Regions from separate parts of the Mus musculus genome. Here region 2 is linked to region 1. The links are chromatin contacts, found by Hi-C or POLR2A ChIA-PET in ENCODE. All regions are on one chromosome and are shown on one strand. Each heading gives the region's core, a stretch centred on a gene start or an enhancer-like site at or near the end of the contact. The rest is flanking DNA. Distances are from core to core; before and after follow the strand shown. Region 1 overlaps Chst11 (carbohydrate sulfotransferase 11). Region 2 overlaps Chst11 (carbohydrate sulfotransferase 11).

What was found. A loop is a pair of places that touch in the nucleus more often than their neighbours do. ChIA-PET counts read pairs that join two places held with the same protein, here RNA polymerase II (POLR2A).
Region 2: a loop to region 1 is called in a map of left cerebral cortex, with 8 times the contacts of the local background. The contact joins two enhancer-like sites. A Hi-C loop is called at or near these places in 3 of 37 maps with a recorded cell type or tissue (adrenal gland, heart and left cerebral cortex). POLR2A ChIA-PET finds 5 or more read pairs at or near these places in 2 of 5 experiments (both embryonic stem cell).

Annotation. Positions count from the first base shown.
Region 1 is chr10:83,002,676-83,009,636 of GRCm38, reverse strand. All of the region lies in intron 1 of Chst11 (carbohydrate sulfotransferase 11), which reads right to left. Among named protein-coding and RNA genes, the nearest start is that of Chst11, 21 kb to the right of the region's middle. Within about 2 kb of position 5,141, at least 2 of the 3 ENCODE cell types and tissues checked have a DNase peak (open chromatin) inside an H3K27ac peak, as active enhancers do; they include left cerebral cortex, where a contact is called at or near this core.
Region 2 is chr10:83,045,231-83,051,528 of GRCm38, reverse strand. The region is part of intron 1 of Chst11 (carbohydrate sulfotransferase 11); the gene reads right to left. Among named protein-coding and RNA genes, the nearest start is that of Chst11, 63 kb to the right of the region's middle. Within about 2 kb of position 1,748, at least 1 of the 3 ENCODE cell types and tissues checked has a DNase peak (open chromatin) inside an H3K27ac peak, as active enhancers do; it is left cerebral cortex, where a contact is called at or near this core.

The sequences.
Region 1 (6,961 bases), core at 3,892-6,391:
GAGACTGTCTAAGACTGGCACACATCTGTTCCAGGATACAAATTAATGATCAGAGTTTCCCTAAAGAGAGAATCTTAAAGGTTAAGCAGGCATGACTGGAAGCCTCGTGGGCTGGAAGGAACCCAGAAGAGTGAAAGTCAGGGGGAAGGGGGAGTGGGAAGTGCTGAGGCTGAGCAGAGGAGGCCTCTGGGAGAAGACAGAGACAGACACAGAGACAGACACAGAGATGGACAGAAAGAGGAAAGACACGTTTTGCTATCTGACGGTCCAAGCTTCAGGCCAACCGCGGCAGAGAGTGGTGTGTGGGGCTTCAGCCGGGAACACCCCAGAAGAAGAACGGTACGTAGAAGTCTGGGATCTGGTCTTTTGACTCATGCTCTGCACATTTATTGTAAAGGTCCTATGGTAACCCAACACAGAGGACACTTTGTCCTGACAAGGGCCAGACAGTGAAGATGAGTCTGAGGGAATCTGTGTGCAGACCGTGAAAGTCTCAGCATACCAGTGCACTGCAGGTTCACCAGCTCAGCAAATACACGCCCCAAGATTGGGGCTAGGGGTAAAGAGGGAACCTACTGCAGCTCCCACACACTCCTTAACCAGATATGAATGTCCACGGGGGTGGCAGCCACTTCTCCTCCAGGTCAATGCTTTGCTGTCAGGCACTTTGGAGCACTCAGTCTTTGTCTCAAAATAAGATCAGGGATCAGTGACCCCCCCCCCATAGCAGATCAGGAAACCCACTGCCAACTGGCTACCTACCTCCCGCGGTCTGGGGAAGACATTCAGACCCAGGAAAGGTTGGAAACCTCTGTCTGAGGGGCAATTTTCTTCTAAAATTTCCTATAGAGCTCCATGTGGGAAGGTCTAAAAGAAATACTGATATTGCCAGACCCCCCCCCCAACTTACTTAAGACTGCCTTTGCCTCCTAATTGTGAAGGGCAGTCTAGTGAATTAAACATCTCAGAAGTGTTGGCAAGCATCTGTAGTGCCCAAAGAAAACCCACTTTGGTCCCTCTGCTATGCTCTTTCCAAACCCCACTCAGTCATCCTGTCTCAGCTCCGGGAGCCCCCTCAACACAGAGAGAGTCTTCAGTGAGCACGGCCCGGCTGCACTTCCAGTCCCTCACCCCACTTCTACTCTGTCCTCTGTATGCGTGTGATATATAATGCTATCAAACATGGGATTGTATGTGGGACTGTGTGGGACCACTTGTTCCCCACCCCTCCCATCCCACCCTCACCCTTGAGCTGGTAACCACACAGGTGTGTATCCATGACAACCCACATGTCTGGACTGAGTCACAACTTCTTGTGTGCATGACCCCATCAAACTTAGCCCTCAGGCTACTGCTGCCAAGGGGATCTAATGTGATAGCCATCTCAAAGATGAAAACAGCTTAGGGTCCCTGTCTCCATCAGCCCCTCCATCCCTCCAGTCTAAACAGCATCTGCAAAAAGCTGATGTTCCACAGCTAATTAGTGTGGCTGTGTAAGGTGGAGAACTTGACAGGGTTTCTCTGTGTAGCCCTAGCTGTCTGGACTCACTCTGTAGACCATGCTGGCCTCCCTGCCTCTGCCTCCAGAATGGTGGGATTAATGGCTTGTGCCAACCCCACCAGCTCAACCCCCTCCATTCCCTCATCCCCAATTCATCCCCCCATCCTCTTGCCCTCCCACCCACCCCACTCCCCTTAAATAGATTTCTTGACCTCTCAGAGCATTTAATATGCTAATGTGAAAACTGATCCATTGCCAGGATGGGACTGTCTCCTTTGTTGTCTCAAGCCAACAGGCACCTGAAAGCAGTTCTTCCTAGGGCCCTCTCATCCTTGGCAGTGACCAAATGAAAGATAATTTGTCTCTGATATCTCCCTCTAAGCAGCATCCAGATAGGGAACCATTAGGGAAAAGGTTCATTCTAACCATACCAATGAATCCCAATCCTGTGTAATGCCAGTTTCCAGCAGGAACTGTGGTCAAAAGAAGAATGGGATGTGGAGAATCGTCTGACCTTGGCAGTCAAGCCTAGGGTCAAATCCTCCACAGTCTGAGCAGTTAGCATGTACCTGTCAGACCTCCATCTCAAGAGCAGCTGTATGGCAGTCTCAGCCTCTGCCTCCTCCATCAGATCAGCCTCAAGGTCAGGCTAGGCAAGCTGCAGACCTCCTCCATCGTCCATCTGCTTTTCTTCCTTTCTGCCAGACATCCTACTTTCATGAACACCCAATCTACAGGGGCCAGAGCTAGGGAATACAAGTGGCAGGATACAAACCCAGAAACCCCTCTGTATCAGTGACTGTTCTGCTGCTGTGACAAAACACTACCACCAAGGTAACCTATTAGAGGAGAGTTTATTTGGGCTTACGATTCCAGGCAGATAAGCTGATGGCGGAGCAGAGGCATGGTGGCAGAACCATGCCTCTGCTGAGCTGAGGACTCACATCTTAAACCTCACACATGAAGAGAGGGCAAACAGGAAATCGTGTGAGCCTTTCCCCACTGACAGGCTCCCTCCAGTAAGGCCACGCCTCCTAAGCCTCAAACAGTAGCAACCAACTGGAAACCAAGATTACAAATGCATTAGACTATGGGGGACTCAGGTGACTTAGGGGTCAACCACTTCTGTCTTAGGGTTTCATCACTATAAAGAAACACCATGACTAAGGCAACTCTTAAAAGGGACAACATCTAATTGGAGCTGGCTTACAGTTTAGAGGTTCAGTCCATTATCATCATGGCAGGAAGCAAGGCAGCGTGCAGGCAGACATGGTGCTGGAGGTGCCAAGAATTTTACATCTTGTTCAGAAGGAGGGGGCTCTCTTCTGCACTGGGCAGAGCTTGAGCACTAGAAGATCTCAAAGCCCACCTCCACAGTGACACACTTCTTCCTCCAAGCCACACCCACTCCAACATGGCCACACCTCCTAATAGTGCCATTTCCCATGGGCCAGGCATATTCAAACCACCACACTCTCTCTTATTATGCAAACCCTAAAAGAATGACGGACAGGACACTGAGGGATCACGATGTGAACAGAACAATGGAGAAACACTGTGCACAGTAGGAAGCTATAACCAAAGAACCTGATATGAAAGCAGAAATGATAGAGAGACACAAGAAAACTGGGGAAAGCCACAAGACCTGAGGGGTGTGGGAGAACATTCTAAAGCAGAGGAAACAGAAAACGCCAAGTCTCCTAGCACCAGCACCGATAAGAACTTGGTTCCTGTGAGGAACTGAAAGGTAAGCGAGCAAGCAAGTGTGCCTGGAGCCCAAGACAGGAAAACAGCCTTTTGAGGTCAAAGCAAGGACTCGGCTTTCGGTCTGGGGTGCAGTGGAAGCCACAGAGAGTGCACAGGTTTCAACGTTTCTCAGCAGTTTAGGCCAAGGTCGGGCAAGTGGTTGGGGGTAAAGGATAGGAAAGGGTGGGGAGCAGCTTCCAGTTCTATAAATCCCCAAGGGAGAGGTGACAGTGGCTCTGGCAGGGTGGCGGCATCACACTGTCCAGCTGGCACACTGTAGGTGAGGCTGGGAAAATGGAAAGGAGCGTCACCAGAGGTGTCATGGGATCCATGGAACACATAGAAGCACGGCCATGCTCTTCAAGGCTTAGCTGGGGTTGGAAACAGGCTCTGCCCTGCCCATTAGGTGTGAAGAACCAAACCATGCGGCTGGGGAGACAGAAGTCAATAAAGAGCTTGCCAAGCCAGCATAAAGACCTGAGCTGCATCCCCCACCCAGAACCCATGTTTAAAAACATAAACACTCATACAAGCGGTATAGTGCAGTGTGCCTACCACCCGGGCACGGAGAAGGCAGAGCCAGGAGGATCCTTGGGGCTCACTGGCCAGCCTGTCAGGTGGATGTGCCGTGACTGAGCAAGACAGCTGATATCAGCCCCTGCCCTCCACATGCAAACACATGTGTGCATAGACATGGATGTGCCCCCACTCACCAAAGAACCTGATCATACGGTGGGTATCACACCTCGTGCCTCTAGTACCAGCACTCAGAAGGCAGGGGCGGGAGGATTGCTACAAGTTCGAGGCCAGCTGGACTGGAGTGTGAGATCCTGTCTCAAAGTAAATAAGTAAGTAAGTAAATAAATAAATAAATATCAAACCATGTGTCAACATGCGCACATGCACACATTTACACAGATGCGCACACATGCCCGCACCAAAGGGCTACTGCCTCCCGAAGCTCTGGAAAGTGGCTGCTACTGCTCCTGGCCATACGTAAAATCATATGTAGCGCAGGGCTGAACCCCACTGGCTTTCCTGGGGGGGGGGGTCCTGAGGACTCTGATAATTTCTGTCAGAGGAGCCAAGCCTGTGCTCCCCCCACATGTTTAACTGCTAGCTGAGCCCAGTCCCTGGGCCAGACTCACAGATAACCAAAGTCAACCGACCACATCCTCTGCAACAGGAAACCTAATAACTGGCTATTTTGGCCCCATTCTCATTTCCTCTCAGTCGCTTCTACCACAGCTGCTGGACAGTCAGTGTCACAGCAGAGAAGATCCAGGAGAGCTGGAGGGAGCACCTCAGAGCTGGGGACATTAAAGGGCCTAGAGGACCTGTGGGTCCTTGAAGGGTATCTGTATGGGTGGGCAGAGACTGTGGGCAAGAGGGGTGACCTTGTGGTGAGGTCCTGGAGTGGCGTGCATGAGTGTTGCTTTAACACCCAGGAGTGAAGTCCTCTCACAATTTCAAAGGAGTAACTTGAAAGTCAAAATGTATCAAATGTTTATCCTGTCTGTTTTTAAAGTTTGTTTTGTAATTGTTCAAGAGGCTGATTAGGTTACAATACGTTAAGCCTTGCCTTGTAGGCATAGCTACAGAGCACACACAGGGAAAGCCCTATCGCATCTGGGGGGGGGGGGGTTGGATTTTGTTTTGTTTCTCTCTTCTCCTCTCCTCCTACCTCCCACCCACACTTCCCTTTTAGAAGGTCTGTTCCCCTGATCTGACTTCATCATCAACACAGGGCTTCTGGGAAAGGATCCAAGGCCAGGGCACTGATAACCATCTCTCTTCTAAGAGTGACACATGCCTTGTAGAGGCGCCTGGCCCTCATCAGAAGCAGCCCCCACACCCGGGCTTCTTCCATCAACAGCTGAGAACCACGGGTACATCATCATCTTGGTCGGCTGAGACAACATCTCACCCGCCAACCGCCTGCCAACCGGAGGCGTGCTCCTTGTCTCACTTGGTAGGCTGCTAACAAGATGCCTTGCCTTGGGTGGCTTGCAAAAAACCTGACATTCACTGCTCGGCTCTGGAGGCTGGGAAGTCCAAGATGGAATCACGGAAGATACAGGACTCAGTGGAGGCACCCGGGGTCTCACGATGTCCTCTTGAGAGGCAATCGTCAGTCATGGGACTGCCCTGTACAGAGGCTCTAAGTGCACATCATCAGTTGTCTACGTCCCAACATCCAACCTCCTAATGCTGTCTGCTTGGGGACAGGCTTCAGGTATGAACCCTGGGAGGATAGCACTCCCTGACAGACACCCCCTGCTCTCCCCCCCATTACAGGAAGTGCTCCTCACAGACACTAACCGTACACAGAACAGCGTTCTCAACAGGGCACCTGTAGCCACAGTACAGTATGCTTCCATCACTCATAAGCTGGGTTACCTGCCATTAACTGAGTCTACGTAAAGATAAGGATGAGGACAGAACACTTCAGCAGCTACTGGGAAGACTAACTTAGAACAGATGAAAGGGTGATGGGTAAGCCAGCACATCCATCTCAGCCCTGAGGACAATCTACAACTAGAGAAGTGGCCGTGTCACCAAAGCTTGTCACCAACACCCGAGCTTCCCTTTCCTTCAAAGCCTGTGGGAAAAGTGCTCCCTGGTGACAACTGTCTCCTCAACTGTCTGATAAACCCTCCTGGGCTCCGTCATTCAAACACATGTCAACAACATTTACTACAAGCCTGTGGCCGGCCGGCAGCAGAAGAGCCAGTCTGGACCCTCCTGAGACCTGTTATCTTGTGTGGACGGACCTGGACACTAGCCGGATCATCCTAGCTAGGACACAGTCACACGCTCTGATGGGAATATGAATGTACACAGCATTCTAAAAAACAACTGGATCCTTCTACCAGGAGCCTTGGGATGTTTACAGTGTCTCGGAGTCTGAATACATCTTTCAAAGAAGTCTTTAGAGCCAGGCGGTGGTGACTCTAAGTCCCCTTTGATCCAGCACCTTCTAGGCAGAGGCAGATGGATCTCTGCAAGTTCAAGGCCTATGGAGTGACTTCCTGGACCACCAGAAGTACACAGAGAAGCCCTGTCTTGAAAAAACAAAACAAACACAAAACCCATACACATAAAACAAAAGACAGAAAAACAACTTGTTTTCAGAACTGTCCAACGAGAAAGCAGAATTCCATTAAAATGCATCCACGTGACAGGATAGTCTATTTTCCAAGAGAACTGAGTTTCAGTGCTTAGTGGTAAAACCAAGACATACCATAATACTGGGTTCAATTCTCAGCACCCGTATGGCAGCTTACAACTGTCTGTAACTCCAAGATCTTGACACCTTCACGCAGATATACATGCAGGCAAAACACCAAGGTGATTAAAATTTAAAAAATTATTTTTAAATGACATTTTTAGAAGTGAATTCTCTTTCAAAAGTCTCTTTTATACATTTGAGTTCATTTCATAATCAGAAATCTGAGCATGTGCTCACACACACATGCACATACATGTGCACACACACACACACACACACACACGCATGCACACACCACACACTTGAATGTGCCCACACATACCAAATGCTTTATTGAGGCGCTGTCGAGTAGACAAGAGGGTTGGCGGTAGACAAGGAGCCTACCAAGGGTGGTGCTACCAATCCATCAGATCAATTTTACTCCAAGCCCATGGACTCCATTAAGACAAGAGGTCTTCTATGCATTGTTCTTGATGCTTACT
Region 2 (6,298 bases), core at 499-2,998, 45 kb before region 1:
ATTTGATTTTGCTGAGGCATAAATGTGAGTGAAACTCAACCCAGGCTGAGGGATAACAAGGACAGAAAAGTGAGACCCGAAGCCTGGGGTCTCCAACTCATATGCACGCACACCCTCACTTACATACATTCTCTCTGCAAACAAAACAAAACACCCCCAAAAAAACAAACAAACAAACAAAACAAAACAAAACCTACAGCTCTCCCCTAATGCCACTACTAGTGCTAGTACAAGTGAGGCTGTAGAGTCTGAGGCTAGCCTGGGCTACAGGGTGCGCTGCAGGCTACAGAGTGAGAGCCTGTCAAAAGAAAAAGAAACAAAATCTTGAAAGCATAAGCTAACCCAACTGTAGACTTTATTGACTGACTTCATTCATGATCTTCAGTCTCGGATTTAAATAACTGCTAAAAGCCCTGACGAGATACCTAGAGCCTCTGAGCTGATGCCCTACTGTGTGCTATGCCATCATGGTGGATAGTCTCAGGGAGTGACACCACCCTGCTTGCCTTTGCCTTCTGCCTCTGCCACTACAAGAAACTTCATCTTTGAGTGGAGTGCCCTATAACCCATCGGATGGTACAGACACCTTCCCATAAGGAGGCAAGCTCTCTTTTAACAGCATGGTCTTACCATCCCCATCTTGCTGTGTGTAGTTGATTATCCACACCGCCTGGCTTTTATCATGGCTGTTGCACTTGGAATCACTAAACACCACGTTGGTGCTGGTGCGGTCCACACCTCACCTCACTGAAGTTTCCCCGGAGGAGGGGCGCTAGCATTGATAACCTTGCTTTGCAGATGCAAAAGAGAGTGATGTAACTTGCCCGGGTTCACATAGCAGACAGGCGCAGAGCCAGACATACATGCACAGCCACGGTGCTCCCAAGCTGGGACTCTCATACAGGGACAGACAGCCTGACAAATGGGACATCAGAGACTCAAGAAACACACAGATAACTTCTTGCTTGCAAAACTCCGCTGCCCAGAAACAGACAAGACAGCTAAGCTGGTGAAGAGACCAGTGAACTGAGGGCAAACTCCAGAGCCCATAGAAAATCAGGAGAGAGCTAACTCCACAAGTTAACCTCCTACCTCCACACATATGTGAACCTGCATACCACACATCATATGCACATATGTACACACAATCATAAATTTAAAAAATTTAAATTTTCTAATAATAAAAAAGTCCCAACAGCTCAGCTCTGCAATCTCCTTCGAGTTGTCCTCTGACCTCCACACAGGCTCTATCCCTGACCCCCGAGAAAGTAATAAATGTTAACAAATTTAAAATTCTGTTGCATAAGCAACACTGGAGGGCTCACTGAGGCTTAAGTCTATCTCCAGTCTCTAATGAGGTCACAGAATATTCTAAAAGGTGGCAGAGCTGCTACAAACCTAAGTCATGGGACCTGAGAGCTCACCTTGGTGACTACTCTCCAGGGAATGGACAGCCACACATAGGCATCTCAGAGCAGACCTGGTTGGCAGTAGGAAAACCTCCTGCCTCTTTGCACCAAGAGCTCCCAGTGCAGCGGGACTGGTTGTCTTACTTCTTCTGCAACTTATACCTCCATCCTGGTCCCAAGTTAATGGACAATGAAGCCTGTTACCTGGGTTCTTTTTCTATTTCATTCCAAGGTGAAACACTGTGGAAACTATTAGCCAGCATTTGCTTGGCGGCCAGGTTTTGCTCCTCACACACGTGTGTGCAACTCAGAGTGCATGTGAATGGTAGTGGGCGTGCACAAACCTGACACTGAAGGGATCTTCTGTAGGTTCCTAGAACACTCTCCCATGAAGCTAACATTCTTAGGACTGCTGGGCACAATCTGAGCTCGGGACACAAGCTGAGATAAGGATGCTACTGCCACATAGCCACATACAGAGAGGGCTGTGGAAGAACACAGGTCTACCAGACAGGAGGGCTTACAAAGGACCGTCAATCAGCAGGAGGGGTGGGACTTAAACATCACCATAACAACCATCACATACTGGCTGGCTGGCTGGCTCTAGAAAGAGGATTTTTATAAATGATCTTAAAATCCTGTGGAGGCTGTTGTCGGTCTCTGCACTTTGCAGAGGAGGGAAGCAAGGCCGAGGAGTGAGAAGATGTGAGGAACAGCGCCGAGTGCAGCCCTGTCACGATCTGAAGAATGAGAGCCACATCCACAGGCGGCTGTGGGTGAACTGGAGGAGTCGTGACGTGACGTGGGTGCTCTCCAGCAGGGGAGGGATTCTTACAGCATCTTACAGCTGTGAGGCTGCTCTGACTGGTCCCTTGAGCCACACAATGAATGGGTCGGAAGTCTTTCCAGAGTGAACACTGGGCTGAGAAGCTGGCTTGCTGGGTTTATGAACGCAAACACTAAACTTATACTAAACCTTCTCCCAAAGTGTGAGAAGATTTTCGGGCTCCCAAGCATCAACACTAAACCTTTTTTTATTGCTTAACATCTACCCATTGTGTGTGTGTGTGTATGTGTGTGTGCACGCGTGTGTGCGCGTGTGTGTGCATGTGTGTGTGCACGTGTGTGTGTGCACGTGTCTGTGTGTGCATGTGTGTGTGCGCGTGTATGCGCGCGTGTGTGTGTGTATGTGTGTGTGTACGTGTGTGTGTGTGTGCACGTGTGTGTGTGTGTGTGCACGTGTGTGTGTGTGTGCACTTGTGTGTGTGGGTGCGCTAGTGTGTGTGCGCGCGCGTGTGTGCACGTGTGTGCACGTGTGTGCATGTGTGTGTGCACGTGTGTGTGCGCGTGTGTGCACACGTGTGTGTGCGCGCGTGTGTGTGCGCGTGTGTGTGTGCGTGTCTTCCACCATGTGAGTCCTGTAAACTGAGCTCAGATCACCAGGCTCGGCAGCAAGTGCCTTTACCCACTGAGCCTTTCGGAAGCTTTGCCATTGAGACCTATCTCCTCCCGCGCATCTCTGCCAGGCATCGAGATATCCGGCCTTGCTGACTGCATTTAGCATAGGAGAAATAAATTGAATTGATAAGCTTTATCGCGTTACAGCCTCTCTTCCACTTTTCAGGTTCATTTCCTCCATAACTCAGCTGACCTGCTGCCATGGGGTTGACCTACCAAATGTCATAAAGGAAAACTAATGTAATATAATAAAAAGCACTGTCCTTCACAATCCCTCTGTGTGCTTGACTCCAGAATGCGCCTGCTTGTTATTAACATGGAATCCAAAGCTATGGCCTCTTACATATGCCCATGGATACATACGTGTATGAGTTGAATTCTCATTAACGCCATCAATGAGTGCAGGATACCGTTCGGGAAATAATAGACTGGTTTATAGCTCTGAGGTTTTCTCTGGTTCACAGAATGTCATCACAAACACAGAAAGCCCTGTGCTTTCCGACCCCGCCAGCCCTCCTGTCTGCCTGCCACACACATCTAGATTTAACGCCAGTAGACACCTAGCAGCCCTGCCCATGAGAGTGGAGCCTGCAGTCCAGATGGGGTTTATGTTCCTGAGGCTCACACCCTTCCACGATGCTTGTGGGATGCAGCTCAAAGGAGTCGGTCTGAGACATAGCTCAGATGTCTGAGGATCCCTGGACCTTATTGGGTGTGCAAATTACAAATCCGGGAGGACCCACTGCACGGTGAACTATGAAGCTAGCCCCAGACTCATCTCACAGTTTTAGTCTGCTAGAGGGGAAGTGGGTGGCATCAATACATCATTCATACCAGAAGTATATGGGGCTAACCTGGGATAACATGAACCTCATCCCTTCCTTCCTAGGGGGAAACATGAGGGGATGTGACTGTCCACTCATTCAATGGAGTCACACACACACACACCCCCTACACCAGCTGGATGAGCCTGTGTGACAGGATCAGGTAGAAGAGTCACTCACTCAACAGAACAACTGTGTAGGAACTGTAGACAGTAAATGTCTCAGCAACATGGAGAAGGAGTCTTAGAAACATGTTCTTGCTTTTAGGGGACACCAAAGCTGATCGAGAGCCTAGCTAGGAAACCAGAGTCTGCTTCAAGGTCAGTTTCTTCTTTAGGACTCTCATAATGTCACCAAAGAGCACCAACCTAAGAGGGTGCGTCCTGGGTGTGCCTTCTCCCACCTCCCCCTCCCCCCCTCATAAAAGCAACCTTCTAAGCCGAGAAACTGAATTCAGGGCAGAAATGTTTTAATTCTTTAGTTTGCCAGATAGGTCTGTTTACCTCACAACTCTATTATTTTACTAATATTAAGTGAAAAAACAAAAACAAAACAATTGCTTCTAAATAAAACCAAACCATTGCCCCAGAGAGGGGGTGAAAAAAAAAATCACACTTCAGTTCTTTTCTTTTTCTGCTCAAAAATCACCTCCTAACCCAGGCCTTTCTTCCCGTGGAGAATTTCATCCTTTTGGAAGGATCTGGAAGTCAGGGGGAAGCTATGCTTTTATTCTGAATGAATGTCTGCTACCTGCAGGCCTGAAGACTGGTCCAAAGGAGACTTCCCTAAGTAGCTCCTGAGCCTGCAGTGATGCGGAAGATGTCTTAGAATCCCTTCTTCTTGTTGCCAATGACCACTGGTGATGGGCCTCTGTGTTCCATTTTCCTAATAAAGAACAGCAACCCCAGGGTTAACACTCAGGTTAGGGCAGTGTGACTTGAAGGAAGATGCATCTAGAAGGATCCTTGTAATACCAGGAGCTTTGTGTGTCATTTATTCCTCTAACTAACATCAAGGACAAATAGAGGTGTTGCCATGGTCCACTGGGTCACATTTTCAGAATCAGAGAAAGCAACACCCCAGGGCTGTGTAGAGCCTGGTGACAGACATGGAAGGGTGACCTCCTGTGAATCCGCAGTCCAAGGAAACTTGGTCACACCCACGCATCATTATAAACTCTCAAGTCCTTGAAACGTGGGGCTCTTAGCTCCCTCTGTTCTTGGTCTGCATTTCAAGGGAAGGGTGAGGGCGACCGTCAAGTCTATAACCAATCATGGCAAGAATGTGGAACTAGAACTTCAATGGGTGTCAAGGACAACAGAAGCTTGAAAGAGAGTACTCAAATCTGGGTTCAGGATTCCAGTGACTGGGGCCATCAAACAAGAGTCCAACAGTAACCAAATGAATTTCATCTAACAGCCCTGAGACAAGGCTGCCTAATGTCCTCACAGTGCCACAGTCCAAAGGCATATGGTGGATGCCGGCACTATCCAGAGGAAGAGGAGGGAGCCGCCAGGGGAGGGGACAGGAAGGATTGTATGGCTCTGCTACAGGAGGCTATCCTCATAGAATATATTCTGATAGGTTGTATTCTGTAAGTCATGGGTTACTCTATCTTGTTAGAAAAGGAAAGTTGTTTGTGGCATATGTAAAGGTAGCAGGCTCAAGTGGCTAAAGAACTGGTTATATTGGGGCTGCAAAGATGGCTGGACAGTCAAGGTTACTCACTGCTCTTCCAGCTCACTGCTCTTACAGAGGACTCAGATACAGTTCCCAGCAACCACATGACAGCTCACAGCCACTCGTCCAACTCCAGCTCCAGGGAATCTGGAACTCTCCTCTGACCTCCACGGGTCCCAGGTAGCCATATGGTGCACATACATGCAGGCAGGCCCTCATACACATACAGGTTTTTGTTTTTTTTTAATTTTTAAAGAAATAGTCAGACATGTAAAGGTTTGAGTGGTGCCTGCTGGTTTTTGAGACCCATGAAGTCTAGCCAGATTCCAGAAATATAAATGACTTGTGAGGTGTCAGGTAGTGGCTGGCTCACCTCATCTACATAGTGGGAGAAAAGGAGATCTTATCAGAGGGAGCTGTGAACTAGACCTTGAGTTTATCAACTCTGCCAGGCTAATAAAGGTAGCAATCCCCCTGCCTCAGTCAGAGGGAATGGAGGAGGTGAGGCTCAGATGCCCTGGCAAGGACACTTCCGGACCAACTTCCAGAGGCGGTGACAGGAAATCTGACTCCTGAACTGGAAGCCAGAGCATAGGACCATGAGAATTATGTGTCAGCCACTTAATCTACTCAACCATAATATTCCTGGGGAGGACTGGTGGTTCTCTATAGCAATGGTCCTCAATCCTCCCAGGGCTGCTACCCTTTAATACAGTTCCTCGTGTTGCAGTGACCCCCACCATCAAGTTATTTTGTAACCACTTTGGAACTGTAAATTTTCTACTGAACAGAATCATAATGTAAATATCTGATATGCAAGATATCTGATATGCAACCCCCAAGAGGGTCACAGGCCACAGGTGGGGAACCCTGATCTAAAGAGAGGCAGATTAAAGCGCCCATGGTTCTCCAGAATTTGGATTTCCC